Linked DNA regions of Homo sapiens: region 1 is linked to region 2. Evidence: read pairs that join two places in POLR2A ChIA-PET (ENCODE). Cell type or tissue: Panc1. All regions are shown on one strand. Each heading gives the region's core, and the rest is flanking DNA. Links, peaks and the distances in the headings are about the cores only. Region 1 overlaps PRDM15 (PR/SET domain 15). Region 2 holds the start of LOC105372812 (a long non-coding RNA gene).

The links. Peaks named below come from ENCODE experiments on the same cell type or tissue, not always from the same donor. Only the 100,000 strongest peaks of a DNase experiment are listed, where the experiment ranks them.
Region 1: POLR2A ChIA-PET joins it to region 2 with 7 read pairs; 2 of 35 experiments call an interaction of 5 or more read pairs at or near these places.

The regions. Positions count from the first base shown.
Region 1 is chr21:41,827,772-41,836,097 of GRCh38, reverse strand. PRDM15 (PR/SET domain 15) reads left to right here. Exons shown (of 24, transcript NM_001040424.3): 11 at 574-661; 12 at 7,765-7,932. Among named protein-coding and RNA genes, the nearest start is that of PRDM15, 47 kb to the left of the region's middle. RefSeq lists enhancers at 1,650-1,769, 2,550-2,619. In Panc1, for the core only: no CTCF peak of the experiment used is centred there; no DNase peak of the experiment used is centred there.
Region 2 is chr21:41,637,362-41,645,687 of GRCh38, reverse strand. LOC105372812 (a long non-coding RNA gene) reads right to left here and starts at 7,807. Exons shown (of 2, transcript XR_937741.1): 1 at 7,627-7,807; 2 at 3,901-4,921. In Panc1, for the core only: no CTCF peak of the experiment used is centred there; no DNase peak of the experiment used is centred there; H3K27ac peaks cover 7,641 bases.

The DNA.
Region 1 (8,326 bases), core at 229-8,228, 190 kb before region 2:
CCCAGGGTTCTCTTCCCAGTTGTGTGGACAACACAGACAACTGACCAAATCACCATGTTGTAATGAGAAGAAAGAATCCCAGGAGGGAGGAGAGTGGGCGGGGGCTGTGGGGGAGGGAGGAGAGTGGGCGGGGGCTGTGGGGGAGGGAGGAGAGCGGCCAAACCCTGTGGGGGAGGGAGGAGAGTGGGCGAGGGCTGTGGGTGCCCAGGTGTCCCTGAGAAGGGAGAGTCCCAGGAGGGATGAGAGCGGGTGAAGGCTGTGGGTGTCCTGGCGTCCCTGGGCCACCTGTCAGCCCCTCGTCCTGGTCAGATGCCCACAAGCGCAGCAGGAAGAGTCAGGAGAATGGGGGTGTTTGGTGCTTGGAGTGGGGCTCCCTGAGTGTGGAGTTCCCTTTCTAGGGCAGGTGAACAGCAAGAGCAAACATCCTTTGTGTTCCTAAATAGAGCGGGAGGGTGGTGGAGGTCAGAGTCATAACAGACACAGGCGTGGAGTCGCCCGGGCAGCACGTCGGGGGCTCGGCATCTGTGGACTCTGCGCTGGGCCATCTCACTCACGGCGTGTCCCTCTGACCAGGTGGACGGCGAGTACAGGTACCGCTGCGGCACTTGTGAGAAGACCTTCCGCATCGAGAGCGCGCTGGAGTTCCACAACTGCAGGACAGGTGAGGGCGCCGGTCACGTCTCCCCTCGGCCGCTGTGCGGTACGGATTCTAGATACGCCGCGGAGACCGTGGAACTTTAGGCCAAAGTAAAGATTGTTTTCATGAATAGACAGCCTCACTTTTAACATTTCCCTCTGTCCATTTTGCTTCAAAGCAGTTGTTACCCTAAAGATACACAGATGGAAACTTTCCAGTAAAAAGGGATTGATTTTCTTCCTGCATTTGTCAGCCGAGCTGCGTATGGCCCCACACTGAGAGCATTGTAAAGCCGGGGTCCGTTCTGGCTAAAAACAGGGAGCAGCAGTGTCCAATGTTTTCTAGGGCCGTCTGAGGAAGAAAGGAAAAGATCAGGATAATGGCTGGAGGAGTGTGAGCGCTCCTCGCTTGCTTGCAAAGGTTGTTCCTAACCGCGAGCCCTCCTCCATCCACATCTCCTGCGGCGTCCAGGGTGGAACGGGGTTGCCCCTGCACGCATTCTTTTTGTTCTGAGCCTGCTTGTGTGCACCAGCTTCCAAAAATAAAGCATTTTCCTTGTGTGAGGCCTGAAGCCGGGTGTGCCTGGACCAGCCTGTAGTGGAGAGGTGGCCTCTTCGGGCCTGGGGGGCGTCTGAGGCCCCTGTCTCTCTGGCCGAATTTGCTGCTGGCAAGTAAACAGACCAAAGGAAAGCCAAGGCCGTCCTGCCGGCTGCGCTTCTCCACGTGGCCCGAGGACGCCCCTGTATTCTGCAGTGATGACGTGCACCCTCTGGGATGTGGGAGTCACACCTTCCCCATTCCCAGTGGTGGGTGGCACTGGAGGCCCAAGCAGTGGGGGTCCCCAGCGGGGCACAGAGGGGTGAGTCACTGTTGCCTTTGTGTCCCCCTCTCTCTAGGACTCATAGCACACCCTGGAGAGGGGGGGCCCGGCGGCAGTCGGCTTAGAGACCTACCAGGTTAGCCTTCGACGCCCACCCCGTCCTTGTCCGCCTGCTCTGTGTCTGTCACTTGCATCTCTGTGTTGTTCTTGTTAAGGTGCCACCCGCCCCTGTGTTGAGAACAGGGCACCTGCAGCAGCGGACTCCCAGGGGCTCTGACCAGGGCTGTCGCACATGGGCCATGTGAGAGGCCCTGCTCCCTTGCCGTAGCTGCTGGGCGCGGGGGGCCCTTGGTGGGGTTGGCTAGTTCTACTCTGAGGGCTCCTATTTGAAACCAGGGTTTGGTTCTTCCTCCCTGATGCCTTCTTCCTGGGGTTGGACTGTTCTGAGGGGCAGGAATGAGTCATGTTTTGCCTAAGCTTTAGCAGCTCTGAAGGATCCATGTCTGGCATGAGGTGGCCTCCAGAAGCTTCTGGATGAATTTCCAGTGTGCCGCACCTCCTGCATTTTAAGCCCTCCTATCACAAGAATTCCCAAGAAACCTGGGGCACAGTCCCCTGAAGACTTCCACTTAACGCAGCCCCGGCCAGACAGATGAACCTTCATCTTGTTTGCGAACCTCCCCTTGGGGTCCCCGCAGTCCTGCAGGAGTGTAGCAGGCGAGGGTTTCGGGGTTCCCAAGAGTGATGCTACCAGCTAAGGCGCTCTGGTGAGGCAGACTCAAGGTTGAGGAAGAGGCATTGCCCTCTGATATTTTCAACTATTTCTCTGGACCCAAATAAAACAAAGTACTAGAAGCGGCTAAGGCAGCAGCAGCTTCCTGTCAGCCAGAGGTGCTGTTAGGCCAGGTGCTGGCCTTTGTTAGTCACCTAGAACCCGCAGAGCGCCAGGGACCTGCATCGCACCACCTCTTCCCCTGAGATGTTCTAGTTTCAAAGGTTACCCGTTTTAGACTGAACAGAAAGGATAAAAACCTTGAAATGGAGCTTGTTTGCATAATATATGATTTGCATGCTCTTATACTTATTTATAGTATTGAAGTTAAGAGAATGTGTATCTTCCTTAGACAATTAAACCAAGAATTTGTACCAAGAATTAAACCAAGAATGTGGGAGTCACGCCTTCCCCATTCCCAGTGGTGGGTGGCACTGGAGGCCCAAGCAGTGGGGGTCCCCAGCGGGGCACAGAGGGATGGGTCACTGTTGCCTTTGTGTCACCCTCTCTCGAGGACTCATAGCACACCCTGGAGAGGGGTGTGGGGGGCAGTTTTAAAATGTTACAGTCTTGTGGGTTTTTCTGAAGCTCCCTCCATGGGACCTGTTGTGGTGCCTGTCCCTTGTGGTGTGACCAGGTGCTGGTGTAACTCATCTTCGTGTTCCTTGTGCTGTGTCTGACCATAAGTACTGTGCTACGGAATAGCAAAGGCTCACGTCCAGGCCCTCAGGCAAAATGCGGCCCACCAGCCTCCCCCAATAATCCCCTCTCCATCCCCAGGTGCCCTGCACCCCTCTCCCTTCGTCAGACCCCAGTAGGCAGCTGTTCTCAGTGGCTCATTTATTCAGACATAAACCTAGATCCCCTCGGCGCAGGGTTATTGGAGGGAGAAGCATTGTTGGGACCCAGTGCCCCTGTGGGTTCCTGAACTGGCAGTGAGTGGGTGGCTGCGGGAGAAGCCACCCTCGGCTTGGCAGAGTTGTCCGGGACAGCTGGGGAGTGGCCTGAAGTAGGTTCTCTTTCCATGGTCACGAGGGGCTTGTGAGGGAGAAAGCTGAAGCTCTTGGCAGCACCATTGCCTTCCACGGGGCGGCAGGACTAGTGGAGCCACCTGCCCAGGAGGGGGTGCTCATGGGTGCTGATTTGCACCTGCCTGGGAGGGGGGCTCACTTGTATTGGTTGGTACCTGCCTGGGAAGGAGGCTCACCTGTGCTCTTTAGCACCTGCCCGGGAGGGAGGCTCACCTGTGCTCTTTAGTGCCTGGCTGGGAGGGAGGCTCACCTATGCTGTTCAGGAGGCCCAGGTTGAGGGGAGTGTGGCAATCCAATGCCACAGCACTGTAAAGGTGTGGCCTATGGTGATCCGTTGCCACAGCACTGTAAAGGTGTGGCCTGTGGTGATCTGATGCCACAGTGCTGTAAGGTGTGGCCTGTGGTGATCCGATGCCACAGCGCTGTAAGGTGTGGCCTCTGGTGATCTGATGCCACAGTGCTGTAAAGGTGTGGCCTGTGGTGATCCGATGCCACAGTGCTGTAAGGTGTGGCCTGTGGCAATCTGATGCCACAGCGCTGTAAGGTGTGGCCTTTCACAAAGCGCTTGGCTCTAGTGGTCCCATTCCTAAGAATTCATGATAAAGAGATTTGACAGAAGAAAAAAATCTGCATTACTAAAGATTCCATCACTAAATTATCTACAGTGTCAAAAATAGCAAAGTGAGTTTTGAGAAGTGAGCTGGATGGAATATCACGTAGCCATTAAAGTGATCATGAAAACGTCCAGCACTGTAAACACGCACGCCTCAGACGCAGTGTGTGAAGGACACATACCATGCGGTCGTGTGGATCCGGACAGAGCCCATCAAATCTTAAGCCAAAACGAAACTGAGGGCAGTGGCTGTATGGATAATGTTTCACTTTATAGAAGGAAGGCAAGCAGTATGTTAGGCTGGGACTCAGCGTAGCATCTGTCACGGTGCTCCTCTTATGGCCCAGGTGAGGCTGGCTCTGGGCTGAGGTCACGCTGCAGGTGGGGTGGGATGTGGGCAGAGAAGCCTCGCACAGGGCCACCTCTACTGTGTTCAGCCCTGGCAGAGGCCACCTCCCACTGTCCTGCCGTGGTTGGAGCTGTGGGAGGGGACTGTCCCCTCCCAGCGCTTCCCCTGTCCTGAGGGTGGCACCCATGGGGCATAGATTTCCCCACTGCTGTCTCCTGTCTTCGCTGTCGGCCATGCCTTGTCCATTCCCAGCTGGGAGGAGTTGAGAGCGCCTGGCTCTCCCGGGGGAGGTTGTCTGCTTCCCTCACCCCCAACCTGGGCTGCACATTGGGATCACCTGAGTGAGGCCAGACACATGCGGAGGCCCAAGGCCCACCCCAGAGAGTCTCATTTTGTGAGCCCTGGCCAGTGAATCTCTACCTGGCGGGGGTGGAGAGTGGAGGGCGTTTGCCCCAAGGGACGCTGTCGGCAATGTCTGCAGACACCTTGGTGGGGAGGGGTGCTCCTGGCACCTACTGGGTGGAAGCCCGGTATCTGCTCAGCATCCCACGGTGCACAGGGTGGCCCACAACAAAGGATCTGGCCCAAAACGCTGAGGCAGGGAAACCCTAGACAGGGGGACCCTGAGACACTCTGTGGCGGCTCCCTCGGGCAGCAGAGAGGGACAGGCGCAGGGCGGCTGCTTTGCACAAATGGCAGCTTTCAGTGCAGTTTTGGGGATTTGTATATTTGGCAAACACTGAGCCTGGGAGCTGGTCCATGGGTGAGAGCCCAGGGGCCCAGAAGTGCAGTCTGCTCTGGTGCCCCGCTCCTGGGTCACCCAGCTGTCATGTCCTCCCACGTTGGCGACACAGGGAGGAGAATGCAGCTCTGCTGGGCCCCGGGGTCGCCGTCAACTGGTGAGACATCTGATGGATGGGGGCAGGGCGAGGGGACCTGGGGCTGCTGCTGCAGGGTGAGGGACTGGGCAGTGAGGACCCCCGAGGTGCCTGTGTGAGAGTCAGAGGGACAGATGGCACTGGGGGGCTGTCAGTGTCCTGGGCGGAGCCGAAACCACAGTTTGACTGGCTACCTTCCAGGAGGGGCTGGAGATGAGGTCTGGGATGCAGGGATATAGGTGTTTCTGGAAGCTTCATGGACTGTGTGTGGCTGTGTGTTTCTGTGGTGTGTGGATGTATTTGTGTGGTATGTGGATGTATTTGTGTGGTGTGTGTTTAGTATTTGTGTGGTGTGTGTGTTGAGTATTTCTGTGGTGTGTTTGTGTGTATGTGGTGTGTGTTGAATATGAGGTGTGTGGTGTGTGTGTTGAGTGTATTTGTGGTATGTGTGATTTGTGTGTATTCGTGTGTGGTGTGTATTTGGTGTGGNGTATTATGTGTGTGTGGTATGTGTTCAGTGTGTGTGTGGTGTATGTGTGTGGTATGTGTTCAGTGTGTATTTGGTGTGTGTGATATGTGATTGTGTATTTATGTGTGGTGTGTGTATTTGGTGTGCTGAGCGTATGTGTTTGTATGTTGTGTGTGTATTTGTGTGTGGGTTGTGTGTGGTGTATGTGTTGAGTATGTGTTGTGTGGGGCATGTATGTGGATGTGTGTGTTGAGTGTGTATTTGTGTGGGGGGTGTGTGTGTGGTGTGTNTTGAGTGTGTGGTGTGATTGTGGTTTGTGTTGAATGTGTGTATTTGTGTTGGGGGTATGTTGAATGTGTGTGTTGTGTGTGTATTTGTGTGGGGTGTGTGTTGAATGTGTATTTTTGTGTGTGGTGTGTGTTGAGTTTGTGGTGTATGTTGAGTATGTATGTGGTGTGTGTGTTGAATGTGTGGGTGTACGTTGTATGATTGTATATTTCTGTGGTGTGTTGAGTATGTGTGTTTGTGTAGTATGTGTTGAGTGTATGTTTATGTGGTGTGTGTTGACTGTGTATTTGTGTAGTATGTGATTGGGTATTTGGGGTGAGTGGTGTGTGTTGAATGTATATTTGTGTGTGGTGTGTGTTGAGTGTGTGTGTATGTGGTATGTGATAATGTATATGGTGTGTGTTGAATGTGTGTATGTGGGGTGTGTGTGGTGTATGTTGAGTGTATCTGTGTGGTGTGATTATATGTGTGTGGTGTGTTGAATGTGTGTGTATGTGGTATAGTGCATTTATGTGGGGCTCGTGTGTGTGGTATGAGTACATTTNTGTGGTGTGTGTATATTTGGGGTGTATGTGTGGTATGTGTTGAATGTATTTGTGGTGTGTATTGAGTGCAGGTGTATTTGTGTGGTGTGTGATAGTGTATGTGGTGTGTGTTGAATGTCTGTTTGTGGGTTGTGTATGTGGTGTATGTTGAGTGTATCTGTGTGGTGTGTGATTATATGTGTGTGATGTGTTGAATGTGTATGTGGTGTAATTGTGCATTTGTGTGGGGCTTGCATCTGTGGTGTGTTGAGTATTTGTGGCTTCTGTGTGTGGTGTTATTTGTGTATTGTGTGTGTAGTTTATGTTGAATATGTGTGTATTTGTGGTGTGTGTGATTGTGTATTTGTGGGGCATGTGTTTTTGTGTGGTGTGTTGAGTATATTATTTGTGTGGTATGTGATTGTGTATTTGTGTGGGGCATGTGTGTGTGTGTGATGTGTGTTGGGTGTGTATGTATTTGCATAGTGTGTGATGGTGTGTGTGACATGTATGTGTATGTGTGTGTGGTGTGTGTATGTGGTGTGTGTGATTGTGTATTTGTGTATTTGTGTGGGGCATGTGTGTGTGGTATGTTGAGTGTGGTGTGTGTGATTGTGTATTTCTGTGGGGCGTGTGTGTGTGGTGTGTGTATGGTGTGTGTGATTGTGCATTTGGGTGGGGCGTGTGTGTGTAGTGTGTATGTGGTGTGTGTGGTTGTGTATTTGTGTGGGGCATGTGTGCGTGGTGTGTGTATGTGGTGTGTGTGATTGTGTATTTGTGTGGGGGGTGTGTGTTGAGTGTGTTTGTATTTGTGTGGTGTGTGATTGTGTGTGTGCTGAGGAGGATTTGGGTGAAGGGGGGAATATGGGCACATTGATGCCCGCCCACGGGGAAGGAGTTGGGAGGGGCCAACACCAGGGATCCTGGGGGCAGGGGCGGCCACATTGGTCGGGTGGTCAGTTGCTCGGGTGGTTGGTTGGTTGGTTGGTAGGTAGGTCATTCTATCTGTCAGTCAGTCATGCTGGGTGGAGGGTGCAGGCCCAGGGGAAGCTTTGGACTGGGCAGCTTTCCTGACGGAAGTGGAGTCATCGTCCCCAGGTGCTGTGGGGCAGGGTGGCCCGGGAGGGAGGCGGCTGGCGTTGCTTGGTGATGAAAGGTGAGCTCCGTGTCTGCTTTTCAAGCACCGGGGTTCCCGTCTCTGCATCGTGAGTTCCTGGGGTAGACAGTGTATGACACACAGGTGCTGTTTTCTTCCTGGCCACGCATCCCCGTGACTCTCATGCCCGTCACCCGCGCTTTATTGACGTTCAGGCCACACGTGCGTGCCTGCGTGAGATGTTATTTACCTCAAAATCGTTGTGTGTTTGTTTGCTCTCTGGACAGATGACAAGACGTTCCAATGTGAGATGTGTTTCAGATTCTTCTCCACCAACAGCAACCTCTCCAAGCACAAGAAGAAGCACGGCGACAAGAAGTTTGCCTGTGAGGTCTGCAGCAAGATGTTCTACCGCAAGGACGTCATGCTGGACCACCAGCGCCGGCACCTGGAAGGTGAGGCCGCCTGCGCACCTGCTGCGGGCGGGGAGAGGCAGCTCCTGCGGGGTGGGGCAGGGCGGCATGGAGCAGTCAGCAGGGCCTTTGGGGAGCAGTTCGGTGCCGCCTGCTCCTTTGCCTGGAAACGCCCGCCATCCGATGGGCTCATCCTCTTCTGAGAACCTGTCTCAGGAGAGTAAGTTGCTGAGACACAGGTGTCAGACCTGCTGTGCGCAAGGAGAAACAGCTGGAAATACCCTAAATGTTCCACACTGGGGAAGGAGCTAAGAAAACTGGACGATTTGTGGGGTCCAGTGTTTCACTGTCATTAGAAGTGTTTTTTCAAAGATACTAGATATTGTGAAAAATGCTTTCAATATGACAGAAAGTGGGAAAAACCAGTATAAGAGCA
Region 2 (8,326 bases), core at 303-8,302:
ATTCAAGAGAAAGTTGCCGATATTAAAACTTACAAATTTTTTACATGTACTAAAATGCAACATTGCCACAACAATGCTAATAGAAGTGGCAAGAAGGCCTTAATCAGGACAATATATACTTTCTTCCTTTTTGCTCCATCATTAGATTTTAGAAGTGCACAGCCCCAGAGAAAGTAGTTTATAAATCCACCTAAATGACTTACAATAGATTTGTGTGTGTTTGTGTGTGCGTAATTGGGTCTTCTAGACTTACCTTGCATTTAGTTCCAAATCAGTGGGAAATCTTTAATCAAACCATTCAACAAATACATAACTAAAAACTTTTGAAACTTTTAGCAAATTATTACAATTATTAAAAACAAGATTGCAAACAGAAAGACTATTTAAATTTGTCACCACAAAAGTAAGAGAGGAACTGAGTAAAATGCATGATGTCTACCCCGTGTAGGAGAGTGACTTTGGAATTCTAAAATTTATTCCTGAAGTGTCTCAATGTGTGGAACAAATTTTGTAGAGCTCTTATTTTAATTGGATATATGTATAGTATGTATCAGAATGGAGTAAAATTGAAAAGGCCTATGACTTTTAACACCTAAATTTGACAAAATATTTAAAAGAATCATGCATGAAAAAAGCCTATTTGACCCAATTTGCCCTATAAAGACACTTAGGAAAGAAAGATCCTTTGGATTGAAGTCAGAACACAGGATCTGTGACAATATCTCGGTGAAATATTGACCTTTCCATTAGAAAAAATTGAAACTGTCTTGTCCTGAGCAGAGTTAGCTCATCCACAGATGCTCATTCATCTGACAACCTCAGGGTCTACGGAGAAGATTCCACTTAGCTGGTCGGCAAATTCAAATTCATTAGCCACAAAAATGTCTTCTTAAAGAAGTTTCTAGGCAATTTTATGAGAGATTAAAATAAGATAGCTCTGAAAATAATGCATTCTTCTGAAAAAATGCCACTAATGGTGATAGAATCAAATAAGGCTAAAAAACTGATTAAAGAATGTGACTAGGTATCAAGAATAATTATTCAGGCTGGGTACAGTGGCACCTGCCTGTAATCGCAGCACTTTAGGAGGCCAAAGTGGGAGAATCACTTGAGCCCAAGAGTTCAAGATCATCTTGGGCAACATGGCAGAATCCCTGTCTCTACAAAAAAATACCAAAATTAGCCGGGCATGCTGGTACGTGCCTGTAGTCCCAGCTACTGGAGAGGCTGAGATAGGAGAATTGTTTGAGCCCAAAAGACAGAGGTTGCAGTGAGCCGAGACCATGCCACTGCACTTCAGCCTGGGGACTCTATCTCAAAAAAAAAAAAAAAAAAAAAAGAATAATTATTCAGCTTGTAATTGTTTTTTAATATTCAGATAATCAATACAAAAAAGAAGATATTAGTTTTTTGCTTCAATGTAAACATGTTATTTTTCCCTTTTGAGAAAGCGTTTCTTGAGGGTTTCTTGAAAATTAAACATACAACTACCGCATGACCTCGTTGTTCTACTCCTAGATATTTGTCCAAGAGAAATGAAAATTTAAATTTAAATTTAATTTTTTTCTCTGCAACTACAATGTCTGCTTTATTAGAAATAAAAATTACATGTTACCACAGTATTCTGCCCTTGTCCTAATATGCAAAGATATTTCAGTGCAAATTTATTTTTCCCCAGCTTTATTGAGTTACAATTTATATCCAATAAAATCCACCCATTGTAATTTAGCAATTGGTAGCTGTAGTGTAACCATCACCACAATCAAGAAATAGAACATTTTTATCACTCTAAAAAGTTTTCTTTTGACCTTCCCCTGAGCCCTGACCCCAATTACTACTAATCTGGAAAGCATTTTTAAGGCTTTAAACAAGGTAATTGAGGTATAATTGCCATATAATAAACTATACATACTCAGAGTGTACAATTTGACATGTGTCGACACATGGGCATGTCCTGAAACCACCCCAACAACAAGACAGAAAGTATATGCCTCCTTCCATGCGCGGATATACCACGATGTGTTTATCCGTCTCGCCTGTTGATGGACATTTGGGTTGTTTCTAGTTTTGGCTATTACAAATAAAGCTGCTATGAACATTTATGCAAAAGTCTTCACTTGGGCACAGGCTTTCACTTCTCTTGAATAAATAGCTCTGAGTAGAACGATGGGGTCATGTGGTATTGTGTATTTAATTGCCAAGAATCTGTCAGTTTTCCAAAGTGCCTATACCATTTTACATTCCTAACCACAGGGTGTGAGAGCTCCAGTCTCTGCGGCGGCCCTCACTGTAGTTATTCTAAGCTATTTGTAGTAATAGCCATTGTAGTATATATGTATATATTTGACAGTGTCTCCCTTCTGTTGCCCAGCTGGAGTACAGTGGCACAGTCACTGCTTACTGCTGCCTTGACCTCCTAGGCTCAAGCGATACTCCCACCTTAGCTTCCTGAGGAGCCACGACCACAGCCTAGCACCACCACACCTGGCTAATTTTTTTTTTTTTTTTTTTTGTAGAAATGGGGTTTCATTCTGTTGCCCAGGCTGGTCTTGAACTCCTGGGCTCAAGTGATCCTCCTGCCTCAGCCTCCTGAGTAGCTAGGACCACAGGCTAGTTATATCATGCCTAGCTAATTTTGTTTATTATTTATTTATTTATTTTTGTAGAAACAGGAGTTCACTGTGCTCCCCAGGCTGGTCTGGAACTTCTGAATTAAAGTGATTCTCCCACCTTAACCTCCCAAAGTGCTGGAATTAGAGGCGTGAGCCACCTCCCCTGGCCAAACATTAATTGAATTAAGTCTTCCTGAAAGTGCTATTAAAAACCCAAGGAAAACTAGACATTAGAAATGTGAAACAATACCTTCGATGTTAATCAAAAGTGAAGGAACTAAGAACGGTCTTTTCTGTTACACAGGCTGCTCTTGAGGACACCAAGAATCTCACACTAACTGTTTTCTGCTTTCCTACCTTAGCCCACAGGAAAGGTCGCCCATCCTAAACACACCCTCTCCACAGCCTCCCAGTCAGCCCTGCCGCCCCCCGACAGTCTCACCTCTCCTCTGATGAAATTGCACAGAGATTGGATAACTGCCCTGTGGTTTTAAGTGGAAAATATGGCTTCCTGGTTGAACTTCAGACTGTTCTATGAGATAATAGACCCTTTTTCTCTGAATCTGGGTAATTCAATCCTGTCTATCCCCACGTGAAAGTCTGTCCAGTTGGAGAAATATTTAGTAGCCCCTGTGCTCTGCAGCTTAGTGAATTCCAGGGGCTGTGAGCTTTTGAGGGGTCTAAGCCCCCAGAGCTCAGAGCAGGCGCCATGCCTGTGACAATTCCTTAACACACTTGTGCCACTCTCAGAGAAATCCACTGTTGAAAGTCCATTTAGTGGTCAAGATGATGAGATGAGTAAAACTTGGAAAATTTTACTGCTGAATGACTAATGCATGTTTTTTACCAAGCTATTTTCCTCGTATCATGTTCAATTTTGACAACTGGGAAACTGTCTGCATTTGTATCAGAAGAAAGGAGAGAGACAAACAGGATTTCTTTCCATGAACATGCGCGCTGCCTTCCTTTCCGTTCTGTGACTCACGGATGTGCCGGCCAGCCTTCTGACGGAGGCCCTGAAATGGGGATATTGTGTTCCTGATGATAGGATCTGAGCACTCCGGGGGCCACGACGTGATTTGGATCAAGGGGGTCATTGTTCTTTGGGGGGTTTCCAGTGAGGCATGGGTTTTCTCACAACCCTGTGACTAAGCTGTGATAAGCTGCTGGCTCCCTGGGGAACCTGATAGGGTCTGGCCGTTTTGAACTTTGTGGATTTCTCTGGCTCTTCCTGGCCCTCTCCCACAGTACCCATAGGATGATTTCTTTCCTTTCTGCCTTTTTTTTCTTTACCTTTGCTGAAAAGACAGATTCAGTGAAAGCCTGTGTCTTGTTCTATTACCCAAAATGTTAGCATCCACCACACTCAGGGCACTCCCCGTGAGAAGCAGCCTCCTAACATGGGCTTGTCCCTGTCCCAGGGAACGTGCAGCCCTAGCTCTAACAATCTGCAGCATGAAGGGGGCTGGAATCTCTCCTCTGTAGTCGGTCTTTAGACACTCTTTGGAAATAATAAATATTGTGCAAAGAAAAGTGGATAAAAATTGCATTTTAGGGAGGGTATTGGAAGTGCCTCCCCCAGCCCAGGCACTTCCCTGCCAGGTCATTCTTTTTGGGCTAGTCATTGCTTTCCCCTTGAGGCAAATCCTCCTTGGATGGGCCTGTCCTGAGAGGGACTGAGGTCATTGGAAAGTGCTGGCTGGACTCAGCATCTGTGGTCCTTGGTGTCAGAGAGACCAGAGTTTGAGTGTGACCCAGCACATTCTGGCCATGCAACCTCTGCCAGGTTTAGATGATCCCACGTGGATTTCTCTTCTATAGTTAGTGACAGCAACAACCAACATGCAGGAGTTAGTTCTCAACTGTTTTGAAACGATGGTCACCTCCTTATCTCAGGTCAGACACTGTCTTGTTAACAAGCTCTCAGGAACCGGTGGTGGCATGTCAGAGACCGCTAGTTATCTCAGGGGCACGGCCTCTTGCTTTGACTATTTTCCATTGATGGGACATTTGACATCTCTGCCAGGGTTCATATTAACTTGAAGAAAATGGACAGTGATGCAACTGACTCTATCTGCTGGCAATACAGTTGAATTTGTCTTGTCGAGATGCTGATAGCTTACTGAACAATAGATCATCACCCAACAGGGACTGTTTTATTGCACCCTAGGGCCCTGTGATCTGGCAACATCCTTCCAGCATGCCTTCTGTCAGAGACTGTAGTCTTTCATTCTTTTTCTACTTTTTGAACCAGCTCTGCCACCATGCTGGCTTCCATACTGAGTTCCATAAACCATTGACAGATGCTCCTGTTACATAAGAGTCATACTTTTAACTTGTAAAAAATTCAACCTCAGCAAGGGCATCATTCTACCCCCACACCTTTTCAATCTCTGCTGCCTCCCTCACGTCTTCTTTTCTCCACCCTCACATCCTAGAAAATCCATCCAGTCGACTAGGAGCAGTAGCTCACACCTGTAATCCTAGCACTTTGGGAGGCTGAGGTGGGTGGATCACCTGAGGTCAGGAGTTTGAGACCAGCCTGGCCAACATGGTAAAACTCCATCTCTACTAAAAATACACAAAATTAGCCAGCTATGGTGGTGGGCACCTGTAATCCCAGCTACTCGAGAGGCTGAGGCAGGAGAATCGCTTGAACCCAGGAGGCAGAGGTTGCAGTGAGCCAAGATCGCACCATTGCACTCCAGCTTGGGGGACAAGAGCAAAACTCCGTCTCAAAAAAAAAAAAAAAAGAAAAGAAAAGAAAAGAAAATCCATCTAGTCCCAAGACTTTAGGTACCTAGATGCTGACTACAAAATAGACCCATCTCTAGGATGGAGAGCGCTCCACCTCCATGGCTGTATGGCTCCCCCAGACCTCTCGACTTGCGTAGCTGTTCGTGTCTTAAGAGCATCCACATTGAACTCATCCCAGCTGAGCTCCTGGCTGCCTCCCGCACCTGCAGCAATCTTTCTCCTTAGCTCTGCAGTGGAAATGCCACTCTTCTGGTTGGTCCAGCTGAGGCCTGAGAGGGACCAGGGGGTGACAAACACCCTGGAACTTCACAGCTGGAAGCAACACTCATTTCACTTGCTCCGTCTCTCCACTGCACTGCTTCTAGCCTGTTAGTGTTCTCGGTTTCCTGAACATTGCAGGCATGATCCTGCCTCAGCACCCTTGGCCCCCCTCACAGTCTATATCAAATGTGTTGGGAATTCCTAGTGGCTCCACTTCAACTGTCCCCACCTAGGCACCTCTCTCTCTCCCCTCCACGCCACCCTGGGCCACGTCTCCATCAGGCTCTCACCTGTGTCCTGGCCACAGCCCCCACCTGGTCTTGAGTGCCCTGCCCCATTCACAGGGATTCTCTGAGCACACCTCTGCTCTAAGCCATTTCTCCAGTGGCTTCCAACTTCATGCAAAGCAAGAGCCAAAGTCCTTTCAACAGTCTACAGAGCCCTATATTCACTGTTCTCAACAGTAGAGAGCCAGAGAGCTGGCAGCGTGAGGAACCCCAGAATCCCTGCCAGCGTGGTTCGGAGGCAGCAGGCCTGGGGTGGGCCTGATAACTGGCATTTCTACCGGGTCTCCAGGCAAGGCTCTGCTGCTGGGCCTTGCCCTCCGTGATCTGTGCTCCCGGCCCCCGGGAACCACACGTGGAGGCGAAAGCAACTCCAGCTTGGATGCCAACCCACCATGCTGACTTTGAATAGACCCCAGTTCCGGAAGGCCTCTATGATTTCTAAGTTATCTGCTGTTTGTTGTGTAAGAGCACCCACTTAAATCTCACCCTTAGGTCAAAACAACCTTGACCATAACTCCTGTCCTTAGGCAAATTCACATAGCATTCTTGCATATGTGAAATTTCCCTACAATTGTCCTACACCTTCCTTCTGGCACTGTGTAAGTCTGAGGAGTAATGGGGATCCACCATCTAGTCTTGCTGCTGACAGAGATATAGACATGGCTTCTGTTCACACGTTCCTGTTAAATGTTTCTTTCTGGATTACCACGGTGGCTCACACCTATAGTCCCAGCTCCTAGGGAGGCGGAGGCTAGAGGATCACTTGAGCCCAGGAGTTTAACTCGGCAGTGAGCTATGATTGAGCCACTACACTCCAGCCTGGGTGACAGAGCAAGACCCTGTCTCTAAAAAAATTAATGAATAAATAAATATTTCTTTCTAAGAAACTGGATTTTTCAGCCTCTTTCTTCAGCCTCTCAGCTTCCTCAGACTTTGGAGGTAGGTTTGCATAGACCTGCCCACTGCAGAACACACATCTTGAACATTCATGCCCTTACACAGTCCTCTCCCCCTAAATGTGGTGGACCCTGGGACTCACTTTAATTAATTAAATGTGGCAGAAGTGGTGCTGTGCCACTTATGGGCCTAAGCCTTGAGAAGACTTGGCAGCCTCCACTTTTGCACTCTTGGGAGCTCTGAACCACCACATAAGAAGGCCAGCTATCCTGCCAAAAGTTTCATGGAGAGAACACACAGAAAGGCCACAGAAGGGAGAGAGGCCCTGGGACCACATGGAGAGACATAGAGAGAGAAATCCAGTCATCCCAGCACCCCCATTCTGGCCAGCCCAGCTGACATCCCAGCTAACAGCAGCCACATGGAGGGCCACCAGCAAGACCAGCAGAAGAGCCGCCCAGACGAGCCCAGCCCAGATTGCAGACTCATGAAGAAATAAAATGGGTTGTTTTCAGCTGTGCAGTGTGGGGGTAGTTTGTCATTTCTGCTTCTTCTCTGACCTCAGGTCACATGCCTTTTGCTGTTGTCAAACGCCACAAGCACAGTCCTGCTTTAGGACTTTTGCACTTACTGGTCTCCCAGCCTAACCTTCTTTTCTCCCAGCTACCTGCTTGGGGTGTTCCCACACCTCTTTAGGCCTCTGCTCAAATCTCACCTGAATACCCAATTTAAAATTCTGACCCTCTCAATCTCTCTCCCCAGCTTCATCTTTTCCAAAGGACTTACTACCATAGGAGGCTTCCCAGATTTACCTGCTTATTTCTTTGTGTCTGTCTCCCCTTGTCGAGAATGTGAATTCCTTGAGGTGAGTCCTTTCGCAGGGTCTAGAGTATGCATGGCACATTATAGGTACTCAGCAAAAAATATATTAGGAAGGAAGGAAAGAAAGAGGGAGAGAGGGAGGGAAGAGAAGAGGGAAGTAAGGAGAAACAAAAGAGGGAGAGAAGGCTGGGTGCAGTGGCTCACACCTATAATCCCAGCACTTTTGGAGGCTGAGGTGAGTGGATCACTTGAGGTCAGGAGTTTGACAGCAGCCCGGCCAACATGGTGAAACCCATCTCTACTAAAAATACAAAAATTAGCCCGGTGTGGTGGCACCCGCCTATAATCCCAGCTACTCAGGAGGCTGAGACAAGAGAATCGCATGAACCCAGGAGGTGGAGGTTGCAGTGAGCCGAGATCGTGCCACTGAACTCCAGCCTGGGCGACAGACCAAGAGTCCATTTCAGAAAAAAATAAAAAATAAAAAATAAGAAAAGAGGGAGAGAGGGAGGAAGAGAGGAGGGAAAGAAGAGAGAAGGAAAGACACGAAGGCAGAGCAGAAAAAGGAAGGGAAGAAGGGACGAAGGCCAGCCCACTTCGTAAGTGGGTTGTTATAGAAAACACCTGGCAGGCTGCCCAGCACATCATAGAAGACCCATAAAGCAAAGCGTCCCACTCCACAGATCCCCT